Regions from separate parts of the Homo sapiens genome. Here regions 1 and 2 are each linked to region 3. A link is a loop called in an ENCODE intact Hi-C map of the cell type or tissue named here. Cell type or tissue: PC-9. All regions are shown on one strand. Region 1 overlaps ZFYVE9 (zinc finger FYVE-type containing 9). Region 2 overlaps COA7 (cytochrome c oxidase assembly factor 7). Region 3 has its middle 18 kb from the start of NRDC.

Region 1 (8,000 bases), 400 kb after region 3:
AAGGGTTGATATGTTTGTTACTGTTTCATTCACAAAAGTATTTTGAATTATAAAATGCTTTGGCCAGGCATGGTGTACATGAATTACATGCTCACACCTGTAATCCCAACACTTTGGGAGGCCAAGGCGGGTGGATTACTTGAGGTCAGGAGTTCGAGACCAGCCTGGCCAATATGGTAAAACCACATCTCTACTAAAAATACAAAAATTAGCCAGGCGTGGTGGTGGGTGCCTATAGTCCCAGCTACTCGGGAGGCTGAGGCAGGAGAATTGTTTGAACCCGGGAAGGAGAGGTTGCAGTGAGCTGAGATCACACCACAGCACTCCAGGGTTCCAGGGTGGGTAACAGAGCGAGACTCTGTCTCAAAAAAAAAAAAAAAAAAAAAGAGAAACCTGCTTAATATGAATTTAGATAAGCCCTAAATTATAGAGCTATGTTTCATATTTGTCTCAAAAAATTATAAACAATAAATCCTGTCCAAGCACGGTGGCTCGCGCCTGTAATCCCAGCACTTTGGGAGGCCAAGGCAGATGGATCATTTGAAGTCAGGAATTTGAGACCAGTCTGGCCAACATGGTGAAACTCTGTTTCTACTAAAAATGCGAAAAAAATCAGCTGAGTGTGGTGGTGCATGTTTGTAATTGTAGCTATTCAGGAGGCTGAGGTGAGAGGAATTGCTTGAACCTGGGAGGCAGATGCTGCATTGAGCCAAGATCACACCACTGCACTCCAGCCTGGGTGGCAGAGCAAGACTCCATCTCAAAAAAAAAAAAAAAACAAAACGAGAAAAAAACAACTTGTCTGTGGTACCATCTTCATAAATCCTCATCTTCCCTTAATGTCTTATAACTGTACTTATTACCATAATTCATTATGTTCATGAGTTGACTTTGTTCACCCAGTGAAATTATAAGCTTGGTGACAGCAGCTTCCTAATCTGAACATTTCTTTTTTTTTTTTTTTTTTTTTTGAGACAGTGTCACTCTATCGCCTAGGCTGGAGCGCAGTGGCACAATCTTGGCTCACTGCAACCTCCGCCTCCCAGGTTCGAGCAATTCTCCTGCCTCAGCCTCCTGAGTAGCTGGGATTACAGGCGCACACCACTACGCCTGGCTAATTTTTGTATTTTTAGTAGAGATGGGGTTTTACCATGTTGGTCAGGCTGGTCTCGAACTCTGACCTTGTGATCCACCCACCTCGGCCTCCCAAAGTGCTGGGATTACAGGTGTGAGCCACCGCACCCGGCCTTGAACATTTCTTTATGACCTTTGAGGTGATAGTTCTTGAGACCTCTAAAGCAATTCATACAGTAAAGCTGTACAGTTTAACCAAGGAAGGCATCAATATTTTTGGCTTTTACTTAGACAAACTTCAACAATGTGATAATATAACTTAGTTTATGCTCATTAGAAGCCCTGATAAAATTGGAAACCAAATTTTCATTTAATAAATGCCATTTATTTAAAAATCAGCTTTTTAAATGTAAGTCTTTCATAGTGAAAGATTGGGAATTACTGTTTGGTAGTGTCCATCCAGCCCAGAGTTGCATAATGTTTATTAAAAATATGATTAATTGGCCGGGCGCTGTGGCTCATGCCTGTAATCCCAGCACTTTGGGAGGCTGAGGCAGGTGGATCATGAGGTCAGGAGATGGAGACCATCCTGGCTAACACGGTGAAACCCCGTCTCCACTAAAAATACAAAAAAGTTAGCCAGGTCTGGTGGCGGGCACCTGTAGTCCCACCTACTCAGGAGGCTGAGGCAGGAGAATGGGGTGAACCTGGGAGGCGGAGCTTGCAGTGAGCCAAGATTGCGCCACTGCACTCCAGCCTGGGCAACAGCCAGACTCCGTCTCAAAAAAAAAAAAAAAAAAAAAAGAAATATGATTAATTTATTGATACAAAGTAGCTAATAAACTTTTTTGTTTTTAGGGAATGTGGTGAGCAACTTGGGACATTCCTTCTTCAGTCAAAGTTTCCTTGGCAGTAAAGAACATGGTGGATTCTTATATGTGACATCTACCTACCAGTCACTGCAAGACCTAGTACTCCCAACCCCACCTTACTTGTTTGGGATTCTTATCCAGAAATGGGAAACTCCTTGGGCTAAAGTATTTCCTATCCGTCTGATGTTGAGACTTGGAGCTGAATATCGACGTAAGTAGTAAAAACACGTTTTTCAAGGCATGATGACTAAAATAATGCCTGAAATATTCAGAGCCCTCTGTTTGGTGATATAATTCAGCAGAAATAGTCTTTTGAAATAGCTAAACTAAATTTGGCCAGTGTCTGCGTGTATTGGGCATAATGGGAAGCACTGAAAATAACGAATGAGGAAGTTGATTATGTATTACCTTGTAAACTTACTGCTTTTATAGTTCATTGATAAAAAACACGATCATCTTTAGAAAAGTGAATTTGAACTTAAGTAACTTTATTTTTTATAGTTTCTGTATATGATGAGCATATTCTTTGTCACTTGGTTGGAAAACAGTTACGATCAATTATATTTTACTTAACATACTGGAAGCTAGTGGAATGGAAACCACTCTCAGTTGGTAAGATACAGGCTACAGAAGAAGGAGCTTCCTTGCTCATGGCTTTAGCAGCGTAACTAAGATGTGATTTTTAAAAAGACATTAATGGTTAAATGCAAACTTTATTTTAAATTTTATATCTCCATCTAATTAAAAGTGCCCTGTGCTAGGAATCCGACCACTTGAGTAAGATTCTCAACTCTGCCACTTATGAGCTCTGTAACTTTGGGCAAGTCACCCAAGTTCTCTGATTGTGTTTCTTTTGTAAACTGGAAATAATAATGCTTGCCTTCTATTTTATATTGGGTTGTTAACAGGATCAAATGAGAGAATAAATGAAACATAATTTTATAAACCATAAAACAGTTTATGTTCTCAGCAAGTCAACTTCATTCTTCCACCAATTATTTATTTATTCAGTAAGAATTTAATAAAGGCCTCCCATATATCCTGAATCCTGGGAATTCTGAAATAGCTAAGATGTGATTATAGGCTCTCGGGAACTTTTATAAGGAATACATACAGAAATAATGATTGTAGTGGTATCTTGTATTAAAACCTGTGCTCAAAGTTAAGTTCATTGGGAGCTCCAAGACAGGCTCTAACTTGACCAGACCAGGAATGAAGGAGTAGTTGGACCTTCAGTTTTCTTGGACCAGAGTGCCTCTGGATTAACTCTGAAGGAGGCATATGAATCAGCTAAATGAATCAGGGAAAGGGAAGGATTGTGTGCAAAAGAAGCAACATGTGTATCTTCCTATTTTATACAGGCATTTCAAACCATAAAATTCAAGAGATGAGCCAGACTGATTTGCCTCTCCTAAGGAGGATCCTGGTTAGGAGGTATAGAAGAATGAACTCTTGGCTGAGTGCGGTGGCTCATGCCTCTAATTCCAGCACTTTTGAGAGGTGGCCAAGGCAGGCAGATCATTTGAGGTCAAGAGTTCAAGACCAGCCTGGCCAACATGGTGAATCCCATCTCTACTAAAAATACAAAAAAATTAGCTGGGTATGGTGGCGCATGCCTGTAATTCCAGCTACTGGAGAGGCTGAGGCAGGAGAATCGCTTGAACCCTCCTAAGGCAGGAGATCATGCCACTGCACTCCAGCCTGGGTGACAGAGTGAGACTGTGTCTCAAAAAAAAAAGAGTGAACTCTTAAACTTGTTGGAAAAAGAAAAAGTGAACTCTTAAACTTATTGAGCACAGAGGAATCAGGAGATATTTATTTCCTGGATCGTATCAATTCAGTTTGAAGAAGATTGCTCCCTAAGACCTTGTGGGTTTGTTTGTTTGTTTGTTTGTTTGTTTGTTTGTTTTGGAGACAGGGTCTCATTCTGTCACCAAGGCTGGAGTGGGCTCCAGCCCACTCTGTCACCCATTCTGTCACCTGGGCTCAAGCCATCCTTCTACCTCTCAGCCTCCCAAGTAGATGGGACTACAGGTGCATGCTACCACACCCAGCTAATTTTTTTGTTTGTTTTTTTGTAGAGACAGGGTCTCCCTAGGTTGCACAGGCTGGTCTCAAACTCCTAGGCTCAGGTGATCCTTCTGCCTCAGCCTCCCAAAGTGCTGGGATTACAAGCATGAGCCACTATGCCTGGCTATTGTGTGTCATTTTTGAAACATTTACATCGAAAGGCTTATTCTGGTTATCAGAAGACTTAATATGGCTCAGCATTTGTCTGCTACCATGCCAAATACTTTTTGAGCCCAAAATTTGATATGTTCTAATGAGCCATTATAATTATATTTTGAAAATTGTATTAGTCATGAAATCTCTTTTACCAAAGTTTTATGTTGCCAAATTTAAGTTTGATCATTTCTCATTTCCATAGTTTATCCATGCCCACTATTCAGTGTCAGATTTCGGAAGCCATTGTTTGGAGAGACGGGGCATACCATCATGAATCTTCTTGCAGTAAGTTGGGAATTTTTTTTCCTTTGTCCTTACTGGAGTTTATATGGGAGAAGGAAGAAAGCAATTTTATTATTTTCTTGGTAGCTGTGCCCAAGCTGCTTAAGGCAGGTAAAGATATATGCTGAAGAAAAAGAACAGTATATGTATGTGTATATATATATATACACACACACACATATACATATATATTCATATGTATACACACACACACACACACATATATATATTCTTTTGCAAACATGAAGTGAAATGGTACAGGATTCCAGCGCCTGATTATACACTTACCGTCCAACCTTGCAGAATTATTGTGAGGACTAGAAGTAATACATAAATAAAACACCTAGCATTCTGTCTTGTTTTTATTTTAAGACTGGCATTCTATGAGTTTCTCTTGTGTCTATATAGGTTATTATCCAAGCAAAGATTGGTCAGAGATTGTACCCAGATACCCCAAGCCAGTAAGGCTACTGCCCTCTGCTGATGGATCTGAATATGGACTGGAATTTAAACTTCATTGTTTTCCTTTCTTCTGGGCTCTCTCATGTCTCCTACACACGTGCACAGGTTCTGACTCTGTTGGCCAAGATCATTGGTTGGCTTGAGTCCACTAAGTTCTCTGCTGCATATATGCACAGACTAGGATCAATCCTGGATATTTGGACCGTTTATGAAGCTCCCTATGGTTGTCTTACCTCCCAGAACTTGCCCCAAACAGGTTTGGTGAAATCAAGGTAATCAAGCTACTGGGCCTCCCTTTTTAATAACCACCGAGATTACCACTTTGACAATGTTCCATAGCAAGTAAACTCCTTCAAGTAGCAAAGCTCATTTTTTTGTTTGTTTTGTTTTATTTTGTTTGAGACAGAGTCTCTATCGCCCAAGTTGGAATGCAGTGGCACGATCTCAGCTCATTGCAACCTCCACCTCCGAGCAATTCTCGTGCCTGAGCCTCCTGAGCAGCTGTGACTATGGGAGCACACTACCACACCCAGCTAATTTTTGTATTTTTTGTAGAGAGAGCGTTTTGCTATGTTGGCCAGACTGATCTCAAACTCCTGGCCTCAATGATTCACCTGCCTCAGCCTCCCAAAGTGCTGGTATTACAGGCATGAGCCACTGCTCCCAGCTGCAAAGCTCATTGTTTTTACAAACTACCTTGCCCTGGTTGAACTACCTAACTACCTAATGGGGCTAGGGGGCAGCCCCAGGCAAGAAGGTCACAGACTCAATTCAAAGTTCAGTAGTTTTCATGAAAAAAACATTTCTTTTTTTTTTTTTTTTTGGAGATGGAGTCTCGCTCTGTTGTCCAGGCTGGAGTGCAGTGGCACAATCTTACTGCAACCTCTGCCTCCCAGGTTCAAGAGAGTCTCCTGCTTCAGCCTTCAGAGCAGCTGGGATTACAGGCACCTGCCACCACGCCTGGCTAATTTTTTGTATTTTTCATAGAGACAGGGTTTTACCTTGTTGGCCAGGCTGGTCTCAAACTCCTGACCTCAGGTGATCCACCCATCTCAACCTCCTAAAGTGCTGGGATTACAGGCATGAGCCACCATGCCCAGCCAAAACACTTCTTAATGTTAATATGCCTTTGATCTAATTCCAGAGCACTGAAATGGTTCTTTTTAAGCCACTTATACAGCTTTTCGGTTGCTTTTTGAGGAGTGGGTTTGGTGATTTCCTCCCTCTGTGATGCTTAAAAGCTATATTTCCAGTTATCTTTTTTTTTTTATTTCTTTAAAAAATTTTGTTTTGTTTTGTTTTTTGGGACAGAGTCTCGCACTGTCGCCTGGGCTGGAGTGCAGTGGCACGATCTCGGCTCACTGCAACCTCCATCTCCTGGGTTCAAGCAATTCTTGTGCCTCAGCCTCCCCAGTAGCTGGAATTACAGGCACGAAACACCATGCCCAGCTAGTTTTTGTATTTTTAGTAGAGGCGCATGTTGGCCAGGCTGGTCTCAAACTCATGACCTCGAGTGATCCACCCACCTCAGCCTCCCAAAGTGCCTTTTGCCTGTTTTTTAATTGGGTTGTCTTTTTGCTGCTAGGTTAAATTTGTTATATATTCTGGATATTAACTCCTTTTCAGATGTATGGTTTGCAGATATTTTCCATTTCTGTAGGTTGTGTCTTCACTCTGTTAATAGTTTCCTTTTCTGTGCAAAATCTTTTTAGTTTGATGTAATTCCATTTGTCTATTTTTGCTTTTATTGCCTGTGCTTTTGGGATCTTATCTAAAAATTCATTGCCTAGCCCAATATTGTGAAGCATTTGCCCTGTTTTCTTCTAATAGTTTCATAGTTTTGGGTTTAAATTTAAGTCTTTAATCCGTTTTTAGTTGATTTTTGTATATGGGGAGAGGTGGGGGTCTAGTTTCATTCTTCTGCATGTGGATATATCCACTTTTCCAAGTACTATTTATTGAAGAGAGTCCTTTCTGCAGTGTGTGTTCTTGGCACCTTTGTCGAAAATTAGTTGGCTGTAGGTGTCCAAATTCATTTCTGGGCCTTCTATTCTGTACTGTTGGAGTATGTGTTTGTTTTGGCCACTACTATGCTGTTTTGGTTATTATAGTTTTGTAGTATATTTGGTCAGGTAGTGTGATATCTCTAGCTTTGTTCTTTTTGCTCAGGACTGTTTTGGCCATTTGAGGCCTTTTGTGGTTTTATAAGAATATTAAGGTTTTGGTTTTTTTTTCTGTTTCTGTGAAGAATATCATTGGCATTTTGATAGAGATTGCATTAAATCTGTAGATACCTTTGGGTAGTATGGCTATTTTCACGGTATTAATTCTTCCAATCCATGAACATGGAATCAGTTTCCTTTGTCAATGTTTTTTTTTTTTTTTTTTTTTGAGACGGAGTCTTGCTCTGTTACCCAGGCTGGAGTGCAGTGGCGCAATTTCGGCTCACTGCAAGCTCCGCCTCCCGGGTTCACACCTTCTCCTGCCTCAGCCTGCCGAGTAGCTGGGACTACAGGTGCCCGCCACCACGCCTGGCCAATTTTTTGTACTTTTAGTAGAGACGGGGTTTCACTGTGTTAGCCAGGATGGTCTCGATCTCCTGACCTCATGATCCGCCCGCCTCTGCCTCCTAAAGTGCTGGGATTACAGGCGTGAGCCACCTTGCCCGGCCCTTTTTCAATGTTTTAGAGGTTTCTTTGTAAAGATCTTTTACCTCTTAACTAAGTGTATTCCTAGGTATCTTATTTTTTTTATAGCTACTGTAAATGGAATTGTTTTCTTTATTTTTTATTAGCGTATAGAAACACTACTGATTTTACATGCTGATTTTGTATCCTACAACTTTACCGAATTTGTTCATTAGCTCTAACAGGTTTTTGGTGGCATCTTTAGGGTTTTCTATGTATAGGGTCATGTCATTTGCAAACAAGCACAATTTGACTTTCCAGTTTGGATGCCTTTTATTTCTTTCTCTTGCCTAAGTGCTCTGGCTAGGACTATGTTGAATAGAAAGGATTAAAATGGGCATCCATGTCTTGTTCCTGTTCTTTGAGGAAAAGATTTCCACTGTTCCCATTCAGTATG
Region 2 (8,000 bases), 790 kb after region 3:
AGCCTGGGTATGAAATGGCCTTGGACCATTCTGAACAGTAAATTATTATTCTTTGCATTTTAATAACTTTAGGGAAATATAACATTTTGACACAGTTAATGCTCACTCTATTGTTCCCTGCCCCACTAAGTATGTGACTCAGGAAGGCAAGTACCAGAAGTCCCAGGTAGGAACTCGTCCATAAAAAAAAAAAAAAAGGCTGGGTGTAGTGGCTCACGCCTGTAATCCCAGCACTTTGGGAGGCCGAGACAGGTGGATCATCTGAGGTCGGGAGTTCGAGACCAGCCTGGCCAACATGGAGAAACCCTGTCTCTACTAAAAATACAAAATTAGCCGGGTGTGGTAGCACATGCCTGTAATCCCAGCTACTCAGGAGGCTGAGGCAGGAGAATTGCTTGCACCCGGGAGGCGGAGGTTGCGGTGAGCTGAGATCATGCCATTGCACTCCAGCCTGGGCAACAAGAGTGAAGTTCCATCTCAAAAAAAAAATCCAGTACATCTGCCACCCAAAAATCAAACTTAGTTCTTCAAAATTACAAAACCCAGTGGGGCAAGTGGCTCATGTCTGTAATCCTAGCATGTTGGGAGGCTGAGGCAGGAGGATCGCTTGAGCCCAGGAGTTTGAGACCAGCCTGGGCAACACAGCGAGACCCCATATCTACAAAAAACATGAAAACTAACTGGGCATGGTGTCACGCACATGTAGTCCCTAGCTACTTGGGAGACTGAGGTAGGAGGATCACCTGAGCCCAGGAGGTTGAGGCTGCAGTGAGCTATGATTGCACCACTGCACTCCAGCCTAGGTGACACAGAGAGACCCTATCTCAAAAAGAAAAAAAAAAATTACAAAACCTGTTAGTTGAAAAGATATGATTCTTGGCAGGGCACAGTGGCTCATGCCTGTAATCCTAGCACTTTGGGAGGCCAAGGTGGGTGGATCAGCTGAGGTCAGGAGTTAGAGACCAGCCTGATCAACATGGTGAAACCCCATTTCTACTAAAAATACAAAAAATAGCCGGCTGTGGTGGCGCTCGCCTGTAGTCCCAGCTACTCAAGAGGCTGAGGCTGGGGAATCACTTGAACCTGGGAGGTGGAGGTTGCAGTGAGCTGAGATCACGTCACTGCACTCCAGCCTGGGTGACACCATCTCAAAAAAAAAAAAAAAAAAAAAAAGATATGATTCTTTAAAAAAATGGTTAAATAGTGAGAACGCTATTGTGCCAAAGAATGCCCATAGGTGATAAAAGAATAGTGAGGGGTGATGGTTTCTTCTGTTTCAAATTGCATTTTATGAGAACATACTAATTTTATAATAAAAAAACTTCAAACCTTGCATTTTTAAAAAGTCAATATGTTTTTTTTTTAAATTGTGGTAAAACATAAAATTTACCATGTTAACCTCTTTTTTTTTTTTTTTTTTTTTTTTTTTTGAGATGGAGTCTCACTCTGTTGCCTAGGCTGGAGTGAAGTGGTGCAATCTCAGCTCACTGCAACCTCCACCTCCCAGGTTCAAGTGATTCTCGTGCCTCAGCCTCCTGAGTCGTTGGGACTACAGGCGCATGCCACCACGCCCAGCTAATTTTTGTATCTTTAGTAGAGAGAGGGTTTCACCATGTAAGCCAGGCTGGGTTAACCATTTTTAAACATATAGTTCAGTAGTGTTAAGTATATTCACATTTGATGTGTAACAATCTCCATTATTTTTTCATCTTACAAATTTGAAACTCTTTACCTATTAAACAACCCATTTTGGCCAGGCATGGTGGCTCACACCTATAATCCCAGAACTTTGGGAGGCCGAGGCGGAAAGATCACTTGAGCTCAGGAGTTTAAGACCAGCCTGGGCAATATGGCAAAACCTCGTCTCTACAAAAAATACAAAAACTAGCTGGGCGTGGTGGTGTGTACCTGTAGTCCCAGCTACTTGGGAAGCTGAGGTGGAAGGATGACCTGAGCCCAGGAGTTAGAGGCTGCAGTGAGCTATGATAGTGCCACTGCACTCCAGCCTAGGCGACAGAGCAAGAGCCTATCTCAAAACAAAAACAAAAACAAAAAACTCATTTCCTCCTCACCCCAGCCCCTGGCAGCCACCATTTTACTTTCTGTTTCTGAGTTTATATACAACTCATACCCAAGTTTAGATGCCTCATATACAGCATGTCTTTTTGTGACTGGCTTATACAGCATGTCTTTTTGTGACTCTCTTAGCACGATGTCCTCAAGATTCAGCCATGTTTTGTGGCATGTGTCAGAATTTCCTTCCTTTTCAAGGCTGAATAATATTCCATTGCATGTACATCTCGCCTTTTGTGTATTCATTCATCTGCTGATGGGCATTTGGGTTCCTTCTACCCTTTGGTTACTATGAATAGTGCTGCTAAGAATATGGGTATAGATACCTCTTGGAGACCCTGCTTTCAATTCTTTTGGATATTAATAGTTTGGATACTTGTCCCCCAAATCTCACGTTGAAATTTAATCCCCAATGTTGGAGGTGGAGCTTGGTGGGAGGTGATTGGATCATGGGGAGGATTTCTCATGAATGGTTTAGGACCCTCCCCTTGGTGCTGTCCTCAGGAGATTTGTGTGTGGTATCTCCCCTTGCTCACTCTCTTGCTCCTGCTCTTGCCTTCTCACCATGTGATACACTGACTCCCCCTGTGCCTTCCACCATGACTGTAAGCTTCTGAGGCCTCACCAGAAGCCAATAGGATGCACAGCACCATGCTTCCTGAGCCAATTAAACTTTTCTTTATAAATTACCCAGTCTCAGGTATTTCTTTATAGCAATGCAAGAATGGCCTAACACAGATATGTACCCAGAAGTGGAATGGCTGGATCAAACGGCAATTCTGTTTTTCATTTTGGGGGAGCTGCACCAGTTCACAGGGTTCTAATTTCTCTGTATCCTTGACAACACTTACTTTGTTTTGGTGTTTAATAGTAGCCATCCTAATGGGATATGAGGCAATATCATTGTGGTTTTAATAGACTTTATATTTTAGAGCAATTTTAGGTTTACAGCAAAATTGAGAGGGTACAGAGATTTCCCATATAGTTGTTGTCCCCACACATGCATAGTCTCCACCATTTTCAACATCTCCCACCAAAGAGGTACATTTGCAGTAATTGATGAACCTACACTGACACATCATTATCACTCAAAGTCCACAGTTTACATTAGGGTTCACTCTTGGTGTTGTACATTTTAGGGGGTTGGACATATGTACAATGACAGGTATTTATAATTATAGTATCATACAGAGTAGTTTCGCTGCCCTAAAAATCTTCTGTGCTCCAATTATTCCTCCCTCCCCTCCCCCACCCACTGCTTTTTACTGTCTCCATAGTTTTGCCTTTTCCAGAATACATCCCAGTGTCATATAGTTGGCATCATTTAATATGAAGCCTTTTCAGACTGGCTTCATTTAGTAGCATTCATTTAAGTTCCTCTGTGACTTCTTATAGCTTGATAACTCATAATTTGTCATAGCTTGATTTAAGCACTGAATAATGACTACATGCACCACAATTTATTTACCCATTTACCTACTGAAAGACATTTTGGGTTGAGTTTTGGCAATTATAGATAAAGCTGCTATAAACATCCATGTGCTGGTTTTTGTGTGGACATGTTTTCAGTTCCTTCAGGTAAATACTAAAGAGCAAGATTGCTGGATCACATGGTAAGAGCTTACCTAGTTTTTGTAAGAAACTGCTTAACTGTCTTCCAAAGTGGCTGTGCCATCTTGCGTTCCCACCAGCAAGGAATAAGAGTTCTGGTTGCTCCAACTTTCCCAGCATTTCATGCTGTCGGTGCTTTGGATTTTGGCCATTCTAATAGTTGTATAGTGGTCTGTTGTTCTAACTTGCATTTTCCTGATGACATGTTATATGGAACATCTTTTCATATGCTTATTTGCCACCTGTCTATCTTCTTTGCTGAGATATGTTAAGGGTTTTGGCCTGTTTTTAATCAGGTTGTTTTCTTACTGTTGAATTTTAAGAGTTCATTGTGGTTTTTGATTTACATTTCCCTAATTAGTGATGTTGAACATATTTTCATGTTTTTTGACCTACAGTTTTGTGTGTGTGTGTGTGTGTGTTTTTTTGAGACAGAGTCTCACTCTGTTACCTGGCTGGAGTGCAATGGCATGGTCTTGGCTCACTGCAACCTCCACCTCCTGGGTTCAAGCGATTCTCCTGCCTCAGCCTCCTGAATAGCTGGGACAACAGGTGCCCACCACCACACCCAGATAATTTTTGTATTTTTAGTAGATACGAGGTTTCACTATGTTGGCCAGGCTGTTCTCGAAATCCTGACCTCGTGATCCGCCTGCCTCGGCCTCCCAAAGTGCTGGGATTGCAAGCGTGAGCCACTGCACCTGGCCTAGTTTTGTTTTTGTTTTTGAGACAGAGTCTTGCTGTGTTGCCCAGGCTGGAGTGCAGTGGCACAGTCTCAGTTTACTGCAACCTCTGCCTCCCAGGTTCAAGTGATTCTCCTGCCTCAGCCTCCGAAGTAGCTGGGATTACAGGTATGCATCACCACGCCCAGCTAATTTTTATATTTTTAGTAGAGAAAGGGGTTTCGTCATGTTGGCCAGGCTGATCTCGAACTCCTGACCTCAAGTGATCCACCTGCCTTGGCCTCCCAAAATGCTAGGATTACAGGCATGAGCCACCACGCCTGGCCTGACCTAGTTTAAGCACACCAAAAGCTACTTTACATTTTTAAAAAGTGAATTTGATGTCTTTTGAAATCTCCTCTGTGCACTTGGGGAAGTCCCTGTCCTCTATCAACTTGAGAGGCTGGCTGCTGTGCTCACAAGCCTTCATTTACACAGCAAGCCTTCCTTTCAGGACGGCTGCAAAACGGAAGCCTAAAACAGTAGATGGTGACAGAATGGTATTGTTACCAGCAGGGAAATGGCAAGCTCGCCCCCTGGTGACAAGCTGGGGAGACAACAGAAAAAGCAAATTTTTTTTTTTTTTTGAGACGGAGTCTCACTCTATCGCCCAGGCTGGAGGGCAGTGGCGCAATCTCAGCTCACTGCAAGCTCCGCCTCCCGGGTTCAAGCAATTCTCCTGCCTCAGCCTCCCCAGTAGCTGGGACTACAGGCGCCTGCCACCACGCCCGGCTAATTTTTTGTATTTTTTAGTAGAGATGGGGTTTCCCCGTGTTAGCCAGGATGGTCATGATCTCCTGATCTCGTGATCCACCCGCCTTGGCCACCCAAAGTGCTGGGGTTACAGGCGTGAGCCACCGTGCCCGGCCACAAATGTTCTTAAAAGGCACAACCACCACAAAGAACATACTCTCTACGGTACCTGGAATCTGGAAAGAACACTAATTAACACAAACCGTAGGTCACTCAAAATTGTTCATTCACAGGGACAGTTAAAAAGGCTCAGTTCCAGGGGACAAATGTGTCACAAAGTCCTTGCTTACAAACTCCTAGCTGAAGCTGCCTTGGGAAGAATCTGCTCCCTCAGCATGATGGGCAGTGCCAGGCGACTACACTGGAGGTGCTAATTTTTAACTGCCAATGTCTCTTCTAGACGATGGCAGGCTGATGTTTCATCTTCTTCAGCAACCCTGAAGCATAACAGCCTTTAAGCTGTATGTTGCACGTCCCTCTTGATCTCTGTGAATTTACTGAAAGATGTGACTCTAAAGGCAAAACGAAGCCCACACCAATGATTATGTAAGTCAGAGGGTGGTAGTTGTGACTATTTAACTGTTCTTAGTTCTTTAAGACCTCAATTACGTAAACCAAGATACGTTCTGATTTTCAAGCCATCCTAACCAAAATAATAATGATGAAAATGATGACAGCTGATTCCTTTAGGCCCCGGGGCTGCTAATTTTTCAAACTTCCTGCTATCCTCCCTTCCCTACTACCAATCTCCAGGGCTCTCTAGTTTGCTCCTATTTTTCACAGAGTTGCCAGAGTTTGAAAACTAAGACCCCCATAAACATGGCTATCTTCACAGAACATCCAGATGAAGGAATATTGACTGTAATAAACATTGTACAGAACACCCAGATAAAGGAATATTGACTGAAATAAACATTGTAGGCTATACTCCAGTAGCTGGGGCAATGGATCCATGTAAATGGAGCTACAAATTCAAGTCCCAAGTTTTTTTGCTCCAGCAGGTTGACCTTCAAGGGCTGCATCAGTCTTCAGAAACAGGAGCTGCCAGCCTCAAGCAGTTTGTTGCCTGGGAGGGAGGGTGGACCACATTACCCAAATGTTAAGGGTTGGACACCTTTCTGCTGTTCTTTGTGTAGCTGCTGGGCTCGATTTTTTAGCACCTCGGCCTTGGCCTCATCCTTATCAACACCATCCCCCAGCTTGTACATGCGACTGGCATTGGCACAGGCCCAGATATGACCCAGGTCACAGGCTTTCATGGAGTATTTACATGCCAGGTCCATGTCCTTGGGAAAGCCTGGGGCACCCTGCAGGAACATGGCACTGAGGTTGAAGCAACTGGAAGTATAGCCACCATCACAGGCCCTTGTGTAGTAGTCCCTGGCCTTTCCCAAGTCAGGCTGGCCATCCTCATTAACCTGTCCATCATGTGCCAGGAGGCCAACGTTGTGACATGCTGCTATTGACTTCTTTCCAGGCTTCTCACACGCCATCAAAAAGCACCTGGCGGCAGCTTTCAGGTCCTGGGTCAGACCACCTGAGAGGAAGGAAAGTAGGAAAAAATAAACCCAAGCCAGGGCACAACCTAAATGTCTCAGGCCAAAGTCAGTGAATTTTTTTTTTTTTTTTGGAGAAAGGGTCTTGCTTTGTTAACCAGGCTGGAGTGCACTGGCATGATCACGGCTCACTGCAGCCTCAACCTCCGGCTAAAGCAATCTTCCCATCTCAGCCTCCCCAAGTAGCTGGGACTACAGGCACACACCAACCACTATGCCTGGCTAATTTTTAAATTTTTTTGTAGAGAAAGGATCTCACTATGTTGCCAAGGCTAGTCTTAAACTCTGGGACTCAAGCGATCCTCCCACCTTGGCCTCCCAAAGTGCTGGAATTACAGGCGTGAGCCACCACACCTGGCCAACAACAATTCCTGAATAAAGTTTAAGGCTGAGCACAGTGGCTCACACCTGTAATCCTAGCACTTTGTGCAGGATGATTGCTTGAGGCCAGGAATTCGAGATCAACCTGGGTGACAGAGCAAGACTTTACCTCAAAAAGAAAAAAAAATGTCCATACTATGAGCTCAGGCAGCATGAAAGGTAGCCTGGCATAGTGCACAGACCTCCTAGCTTTCTCAGCCGTAGAATCTTTTATTCAGATGATACCTTATGAGGAAACTCAAACAGGTAAAGGAGGTGAAAATTGGGAATGATAATAATATCTACCTCATGGGGTTACAGTGAGAACATGGCATATGACAAGCACTTAATTGTTTATTAATTTAAACATACAGTGGGCCCTCCATATCCATGGGTTCAACCAACCACACATCAAAAATATTAGGGAAAAAATAACAATACAATTAAAAAATACAAAATATATAAAATAGAACAATTATTTACTCAGTATTTACATTGTATTAGATAGTCTAAGTCAAGATTGTCCAACCCATGGGCCTGGGATGGCTTTGAAAGCGGCTTAACACAAATTCATAAACTTTCTTAAAACATTATGAAATTATTATTATTATTATTTTTTTTTTTTTGAGATGGAGTCTTGCTGTGTCGCCCAGGCTGGAGTGCAGTGGCGTGATCTTGGCTCACTGCTACCTCTGCCTCCAGGGTTCAAGCGATTCTCCTGCCTCAGCCTCCCAAAATGCTGGGATTACAGGTGCATGCCACCACGCCAGGCTAATTTTTGTGTTTTCAGTAGAGACGGGGTTTCACCACGTTGGTCAGGCTAGTCTTGAACTCCTGACCTCATGATCCGCCCGCCTCAGCCTCCCAAAATGCTGGGATTACAGGCGTGAGCCACTTCACCTGGCCTATGAGATTTTTTTTGTGA
Region 3 (8,000 bases):
CACTGCATCTCTCTGTCTTTCTTCCATAGTGTATCTTCCTCTGACTCTCTATTTTACTTTTTTTTTTTTTTTGACAGTGTCTCGCTCTGTTGCCCAGGCTGGAGTGCAGTGGCACAATCTCGGCTCACTACAACCTCCATCTCCCGGGTTCAAGCGATTCTCCTGCCTCGGCCTCCTGAGTAGCTGGGACTACAGGTGCCCGCCACCATGCCCCGCTAATTTTTTGTATTTTTAGTAGAGACAGGTCTCACCGTGTTAGTCAGGATGGTCTCGATCTCCTGATCTCATGATCCGCCCACCTTGGCCTCCCAGAGTGCTAGGATTACAGGCGTGAGCCACTATGCCTGGCCTATTTTACTTTTAAGGATGCTTGAGATTACGTTGGGCCAACTCCAATAATCCAAGATAATCTCCCTATTCAGCTCATTAGTAACCTTAATTTCTTCAGCAATTTTCATTCTCCTTTGCCATATATCTTAACATATTCACAGATTCCAGGAATTAGGACGTAGACATCCTTGGGAGGCCATTATTCTGCCTATTGTGTATATGTTCTTTAAAATTTCACTTCCCAAAGGTCTCCTGAGTGCTTTCGCACCTTAACTCATGGTGTGACCACTCCTTCCATCTATTGAAAATCAGTCATTAGATTCCAACAGGACAATTCGTTTACTGGTATACCAACTTTAGCAATTACTTTCTGTGAAAAATAAGACGGATTTACAAAAGTTAATATCCTCTGAGTCCACTGACTCCTTATTCAACGGTAAGGAAATTGAGGCCAGAAACATTAATAACTTGCCCAAGGACACACAGCTAGCAAGTGGCAGAGCAGGAATTCAGTCTTAGGTCCTACTACAAAGCTCACAGCTTTTCCATTACACCATTTTGTCACCAACAGCTACTCCTAGGGCCTACATCAAATGCCTGTGGTTTAAACGTTAATTCATTCATTTGGGTTATCCACTTTATGGACTGCCTTGAAAATGCAAATTCAAGGAAGAGAAGAAGTCAAATTGCCTCTGTTTGCAGATAACATGATGGTATATTTACAAAACCCCGTAGTCTCAGCCCAAAAACTCCTTAAGCTGATAAGCAACTTCAGCAAAGTCTCAGGATACAAAATCAATGTGCAAAAATCACAAGTATTCCTATACACCAATAATGGACAAGCAGAGAGCCAAATCATGAGTGAACTCCCATTCACAATTGCTATAAAGAGAATAAAATACCTAGGAATACAACTTAAAAGGGATGTGAAGGACCCCTTCAAGGAGAACTACAAACCACTGCTCAAGGAAATAAGAGAGGACACAAACGGAAAAACATTTTATCCTCATGGATAGGAAGAATTGACATCGTAGAAATGAACATACTGCCCAAAGTAATTTATAGATTCAATGCTATTTCCATCAAGCACCATTGACTTTCTTCACAGAACTAGAAAAAAACTACTTTAAATTTCATATAGAACCAAAAGAGAAGCCTGTATAGCCAAGACAATCCTAAGCAAAAAGAATAAAGCTGGAGGCAACACGCTGCCTGATTTCAAACTATACTACAAGGCTACAGTAACCAAAACAGCATGGTACTGGTACCAAAACAGATATGTAGACCAATGGAACAGAACAGAGGCCTCAGAAATAATGCCACACATCTACAACTACCTGATCTTCAACGAACATGACAAAAGCAAGCAATGGGGAAAGGATTCCCTATTTAATAAATGGTACTGGGAAAACTGGCTAGCCATATGCAGAAAACAGAAACTGGGCCCCTTCCTTACACCTTATACAAAAATTAACTCAAGATGGATTAAAGACTTAAACTTAAAACCTAAAACCATAAAAACTCTAGAAGAAAACCTAGGCAATACCATTCAGGACATAGGCATGGCAAAGACTTCATGACTAAAACACCAAAAGCAATTGCAACAAAAGCCAAAATTGACAAATGGGATCTAATTAAACTAAAGAGCTTCTGCACAGCAAAAGAAACTATCATCAGGCTAAACAGGCAACCTACAGAATGGGAGAAAATTTTGCCAATCTATCCATCTGACAAAAGTCTAATATCCAGAATCTATAAGGAACTTAAACAAATTTACAAGAAAAAAACAAACAACCCCATCAAAAAGTGGGCAAAGGATATGAACAGACACTTTGCAAAAGAAGACATTTATGTGGCCAACAAACCTATGAAAATAAGCTCATCATCACTGGTCATTAGAGAAATGCAAATCAAAACCACAATGAGATACCATCTCACGCCAATTAGAATGGCGTTCATTAAAAAGTCAGGAAACAACAGATGGAGAGGATGTAGAGAAACAGGAACACTTTTACACTGTTGGTGGGAGTGTAAATTAGTCCAACCATTGTGGAAGACAGTGTGGTGATTCCTCAAGGATCTAGAACCAGAAATACCATTTGACCCAGCAATCCCATTACTGGGTATGTACCCAAGGGATTATAAATCATTCTACTATAAAGATATGTGCACACTTATGTTTATTGCAGCACTATTTACAATAGCAAAGACTTGGAACCAATCCAAATGCCCATCAAAGATAGACTAGATAAAAAAAATTGTCACATATACACCATAGAATACTATGCAGCCATAAAAAAGGATGAGTTCATGTCCTTTGCAGGGACATGCATGAAGTTGGAAGCCATCATTCTCCGCAAACTAACACAGGAACAGAAAACCAAATACTGCATGTTTTCACTCGTTTGTGGGAGTTGAACAATGAGAACACATGGACACAGGGAGGGGAACACCACACTGGGGCCTGTCAGGGGGTGGGGAGCAAGGGGAGGGACAGCATTAGGACAAATACCGAATGCATGCGGGGCTTAAAACCTAGATGATGGTTAGATAAGTGCAGCGAACCACCATGGCATATGTATCCCTATGTAACAAACCTGCACGTTCAGCACATGTATCCCAGAACTTAAAAAAAAAAAAAAAAAAGCAGTGAGAGAGAATGTTGTATTCTATCTCAGCCCAGAATAAGCTGTCCTGAGGTCATCTATTCACTCCCCTGTGCTTCTGTTGTCTTCAGTTACAATGCAATTTTGATGATCCCAAAGTCACTGTTTTAAGAGGGCAAGTTTTGCATTAAATGCTTATTTACTGTTGCTCTGGTATATTTAGAAAACAGAGCAGCCTGTTGAGAAGTAAGCATCTATTCAAATCTCCCTTCTGATTTTAAACTTCAACCATCAGGAGCCACACAACCTACTCACACCACTCTGTGTGCGGACTTCCTTGTATCTGCCCTTTCTTTTCCCTCTTCCTGGAAGGTCCTCTCAACTCTCTCCCATCCCTAACACCCAGACATTTATACCTAGAGAATACTTCCTAGTCCTTTAGCCCTGTTTCTAAACTTTCTCCTGCTCTCCAGGTACAGACAGATACCTGTCTTCTTTCCTCCAGCACTTGGTGTTACCATTTATCTCACAACTCTCAAATTTTCTGTTTCATTGGCAGAAGGACAGAAAGTGTTTGCAGGCAAAAGGAGGACATCACACAAAAAAAGAAAGAAAATGCAAATTCAAGCAGTAGGAGCATACCATCACTAAATATATTTTGAATTTAATGGATTTAATATTAATATTCATTTCCATTAATCAAAAGTGATGAACCCCAGTGGTCCCTGACCTGGAATAATTTTTAACATTACAGGGCCAGTTTAGATCATGCACCATGATGCTGGTCTGTGGGAAAATGTGGGAAAAGTAAATCAGCCTAGTCAATCTCCTATAGCATCCAAGTCCCTCTGTCTCCCCAGCTCAAGCAATCCTCCCACATCAGCCTCCCGAGTAGCTGGGACTATAGATGTGTACCACCATCCTTGGCTAATTTTTGTATTTTTTGTAATGTCGGGGTTTCAACATGTTTCTCAGACTGGTCTTGAGTTCCTGAGCTCAAGTGATCCACCCACCTCAGCCTGCCAAGGTGCTGGGATTACAGGCGTGCGCCACTGTGCCCCACCTCATCCACGTCTTAATGTTGCTTTACTGTACTCTTCTCATTGTACATGTGTCTTGTTTGGACATTATGTTCTACAGTGTCACTCCTAAAGTAGGGGGTTTTGCAAGTCTTCAGATGAATTCTTTGGTAATATCAAGGAGCTACTGACAAGAAGTTGTGAGGAGTCATCACAAGTCAGCTTGAGAAGTTGCATGTTATTCATATAGTTGAGAAAGGAGCCCTGGGTTAAACTCACTGCTTAAGAGCCATATGACCTAGGGAAAATTAGGTTATTTCTCTAAGCCTCACCTTCTTCCAAAAAGGGATATTAATTCCCACTTAATAGAGTTGTTGTGAGAATTAAATAAAATGATTGATGTACAGGTGTGTTGTAAAGGAAAAGAAAAACATGTGTGATAGATGTGCACATGAGTGTATACACAGACACTTGTGAACGAAAACGAAGGCCTAGAAGATGCTGGGTTCAAATCCTGACTCTGCCACTTGTGTGATCTTATACCAGTCCTGAATTCTTGAAACTCTCTTAATCTTAATTTTCCTCATTATAAAATACATTTGTTATAAGATTATTGTGAGGATTAAATGTCATTATGTTCAAAGAGCACTTATTACAGAGCCTGGCCCAAAGTACAAGTTCAAGAGCTGTTGGCACAGCATAAAGATCTCGGCTCTTTTTAACCTAATTCACCCGTTGTGGCCGGAATAGGTGATTTCTTGATAAACCTCAAGGTGGAGCTAGAGACACAGAAGTGGGTGTCTTCTTCAACAAGAATGTTTGGTCTTAAGGGGGAAGAAGAAGCAGACTTTCCATCTTGATTTTGCCAGGACACATCCTATCTCCCTTTAAACCACCACCCATGTTCCTCCATTATGAGAGCCTTTGGGGTTTTTTGTTTGTTTGTTTGTTTGTTTGTTTTGGGTTTTGTTGTCAAAAAAAGAGTCAGACAAAGGAGCATTCAATAGATGTTGTTCTGGTTTTGGTTTTGTTTTGTTTTGAGACAGGGTCTCACTTTGTCGCCCATGCTGGAGTGCAGTGGCACGACCTCAGCTCACTGCAGCCTCTACCTCTGGGATTCAAGCCATCCTTCTGCCTAAGCCCCCCAAAGTAGCTAGGACCACAGGCATGTGCTACCACACCCAGCTAATTCTTGTATTTTTTGTAGAGACGGAGTGGGGGAAGTGGGGAGGTTCTGTGGGGGTCGGAGTTTGGGGGAGGTGGGTGGTTTCACCATGTTGGCCAGGCTCAAGCAATCTTCCCGCCTCGGCTTCTCAAAGTGCTAGGATTACAGGCATGAGCCACTGTGCCCAGCCTAGAAGTTCTTTAATATTGTGAATTCACTTCTACTTGGAGAAAATATGTTATCTGGTACATAGAAGATGACTATATAGTTTTGAAAAAACAAACCTTTATTACATTTTATTTTCTTCTCATCCTTCAGCCCACAGACCAAAAGCAGGTTTTGTCTACATTCCACTCATGTGACTGATTTCCTGTCTGTCAGAGCCCAGTCATCTTTCCAAAAGGAATACTTATCATAGCTCCCATATTTCTCATTGGGAAATATGGGAAATAGCTCCCATATTTCTCAATGTAAATAAGACTCCTAGAAGTCTATCTTAGCATCCCAAGATTCCAGGAATATAGATTAGGTTTCAGTGGTTTTCAAATGAGCCCTTTGAAGTTATATATTGATAAGCTCATTAAAAACTCAACTCATTACTTTCAGTACCGCCTTGTAGGCTAAGTACCTATCATATATAATTAGAACCTCATGAGAATAAAAAAAAATCCGCATAAAAGATGAAAATACTACCAAATATCAGCCTTAACATGCCACTACTTTCAGAACTTAGAAAATCATTGCTACTGGCCGGGTGTGATGGCTCATGCCTGTAATCCCAGCTACTCAGGAGGCTGAGGCAGGAGAATCACTTGAACCTGGGAGGCGGAGGTTGCAATGAGCAGAGATTGCACCACTGCACTCCAGCCTGGTGACAAGAGCGAGAATCCATCTAAAAAAAAAAAAGCATTGCCACAGAAACAGAGCTTAGATTCCCCCAAAATCTAGCTGGGTAAGAGAAACCCCTTCTATGTATAAATAAAGGATGAGTAAGAATTAGTTAAGTGAAGAAGAATGAAAGGGGAGAAGGATGATTCCAGGCAGAGTTCCAGGACATGAGAAAGGTCAAAGAAAGGAATGCTCTTGTAGGTTTGAAAGTAATTGCATATGGCTCAACCGGAAAGGTTGAGAGGAAAATGGCGAGAGTTAAAACTGGAGGGGTGAACTGGAGATAATTATTAAGCCCTGCATTTTATGTTAAGGAGTATAGACTTTATCCTGAGAGAGGGGGAGCTACCAACATGCATCAGATGAGGCAGAACAATATCATTTCCTGCTTTAGAAAGATCATTCATGACTGCAAGACAAAGAACGGAGGAGGGCAAGGCTAGGGGGAAGGTGTGCTAGATATTTTCTGTTTGCATCTCCAGATACAGTAAGTCTTCAATGTCATCGATAGATTCTTGGAAACCGTGACTAAGGGAAACAATATATAAAGAAATCAATTTAGCTGTAGGCTAATTGATATAAATAAGTTCCTATGGCATATTTCTGGTCACGAAACATCAAACATCTAAATAAAGACCCAAAACACTTCTAATATTAAACCTTGAAATATAATAAATGTGAGCTATACATACATTTAAGAAAGATTAATAAAAACAAGTATAAGATAATTATTTTCCCAATTATTCCAGGTCAGTGTTACAGGTCGCCAGAGCCTATCCCAGAAGCAGAGCACAAAGCGGGAACCAGTCCTGGACAGGACGACATTCCCTCACAGGGCACACTCTCCCACACGCCACACTCACTCAGACTGGGACCATTTAGACACACCAGTTCACCTAATGTGCACATTTTTGGGATGTGGGAGGAAATTGGAGTACCCAGAGAAAACCCACGCAGTCATGAGGAGAATGTGCAGACTTCACACACGGTGGCCTCTGCCAGGAATCTATTTTTTTCATCAACGTTATAATGAAACGTCGTTGAACATAATGACATTATTCGAAGACCTGCTGTACTCCCTCTACTTACCTGCTGCATATCCCAGAAGTTTGACCTATGTGGGCTCCTGCTGGACTCCTTTGCCCTCTGGCTTTTGGTTGAGTCCGGCATTGGGAGATAGCAGTAGGAGATCAGAGGTCATGGGGAAAGACAGGTCCAATAATTTATCCCCCACCTCCCTCCCTAGCGAGTCTTTGTGTGAGGACATTTCTCTCCACCAAAGGTCACTGCTCTTAGCAGACAGCATCTGCCACACAACTGCCCTCTTCAGATTCTGGTAATCAAATCACTCCCCCCACATCCCTTGTTACTACCTTTGGGTAGTGATGATTAGCTAGCTGTTGCTAGCTAGCACTGGGGAAATTTTGTATCCCTTTTTGGTCTCTCTAAACCCTGCACTCATTTTGTAAATGATTCCTTTATTAAGCACTCCTCAAATTATCTAGTTTGAGTGTGCCATCTGATTCCTGCAGGACTCTGAAACAGAAAGAAACCAAGAATAGTATGGTAGCTAGCATTTATTGCCTCCCAGGCATTCTTCTAAGCAGTTTATATATATTAACTCATTTAATTCTCACAGCAACCCTAAGAAGTATCCCTCCTTTACAGATGTGGAATCTGAGATATAGAGAGATTAAGGCGATTAAGTAATTTTCCCAAAAATGCACAGCTAGTGAGCCAGAATTCAAATCTACATAGTCTGTTTCCAGAACCTGTGTTCTTAACTACTAGGCTCTTCTGGTGAGGTAAGTTGATGGTGTAAATTGCAGCAATAGGCTGGGCACGGTGGCTCATACCTATAATCCCAGCACTTTGGGAGGCCGAGGCAGGCGGATCACAAGGTCAGAAGATGGAGACCATCCTGGCTAATACGGTGAAACCCCGTCTCTACTAAAAATGCAAAAAATTAGCTGTGCGTTGTAGCAGACACCT

The links. Peaks named below come from ENCODE experiments on the same cell type or tissue, not always from the same donor. Only the 100,000 strongest peaks of a DNase experiment are listed, where the experiment ranks them.
Region 1: a loop joins it to region 3, with 7 times the contacts of the local background. A loop is called at or near these places in 11 of 110 quality-filtered maps.
Region 2: it touches region 3 in a loop (7-fold over the local background); 9 of 110 quality-filtered maps call a loop at or near these places.

The regions. Positions count from the first base shown.
Region 1 is chr1:52,291,521-52,299,520 of GRCh38, forward strand. ZFYVE9 (zinc finger FYVE-type containing 9) reads left to right here. Exons shown (of 19, transcript NM_004799.4): 11 at 1,933-2,157; 12 at 4,375-4,457. Among named protein-coding and RNA genes, the nearest start is that of CC2D1B, 71 kb to the right of the region's middle. In PC-9, CTCF peaks have their summits at 4,921 (motif pointing left) and 5,122; a DNase peak (open chromatin) is centred at 4,951.
Region 2 is chr1:52,681,473-52,689,472 of GRCh38, forward strand. It overlaps COA7 (cytochrome c oxidase assembly factor 7), which reads right to left. Exons shown (of 3, transcript NM_023077.3): 3 at 2,977-6,696. The coding sequence ends at 6,248. Among named protein-coding and RNA genes, the nearest start is that of COA7, 13 kb to the right of the region's middle. RefSeq lists a silencer at 6,491-6,691. In PC-9, a CTCF peak has its summit at 4,933 (motif pointing left); no DNase peak of the experiment used is centred here.
Region 3 is chr1:51,892,310-51,900,309 of GRCh38, forward strand. No RefSeq gene overlaps it. Among named protein-coding and RNA genes, the nearest start is that of NRDC, 18 kb to the left of the region's middle. RefSeq lists an enhancer at 5,018-6,217. In PC-9, CTCF peaks have their summits at 4,735 (motif pointing right) and 4,941; DNase peaks (open chromatin) are centred at 4,712 and 5,512; H3K27ac peaks cover 1,434 bases.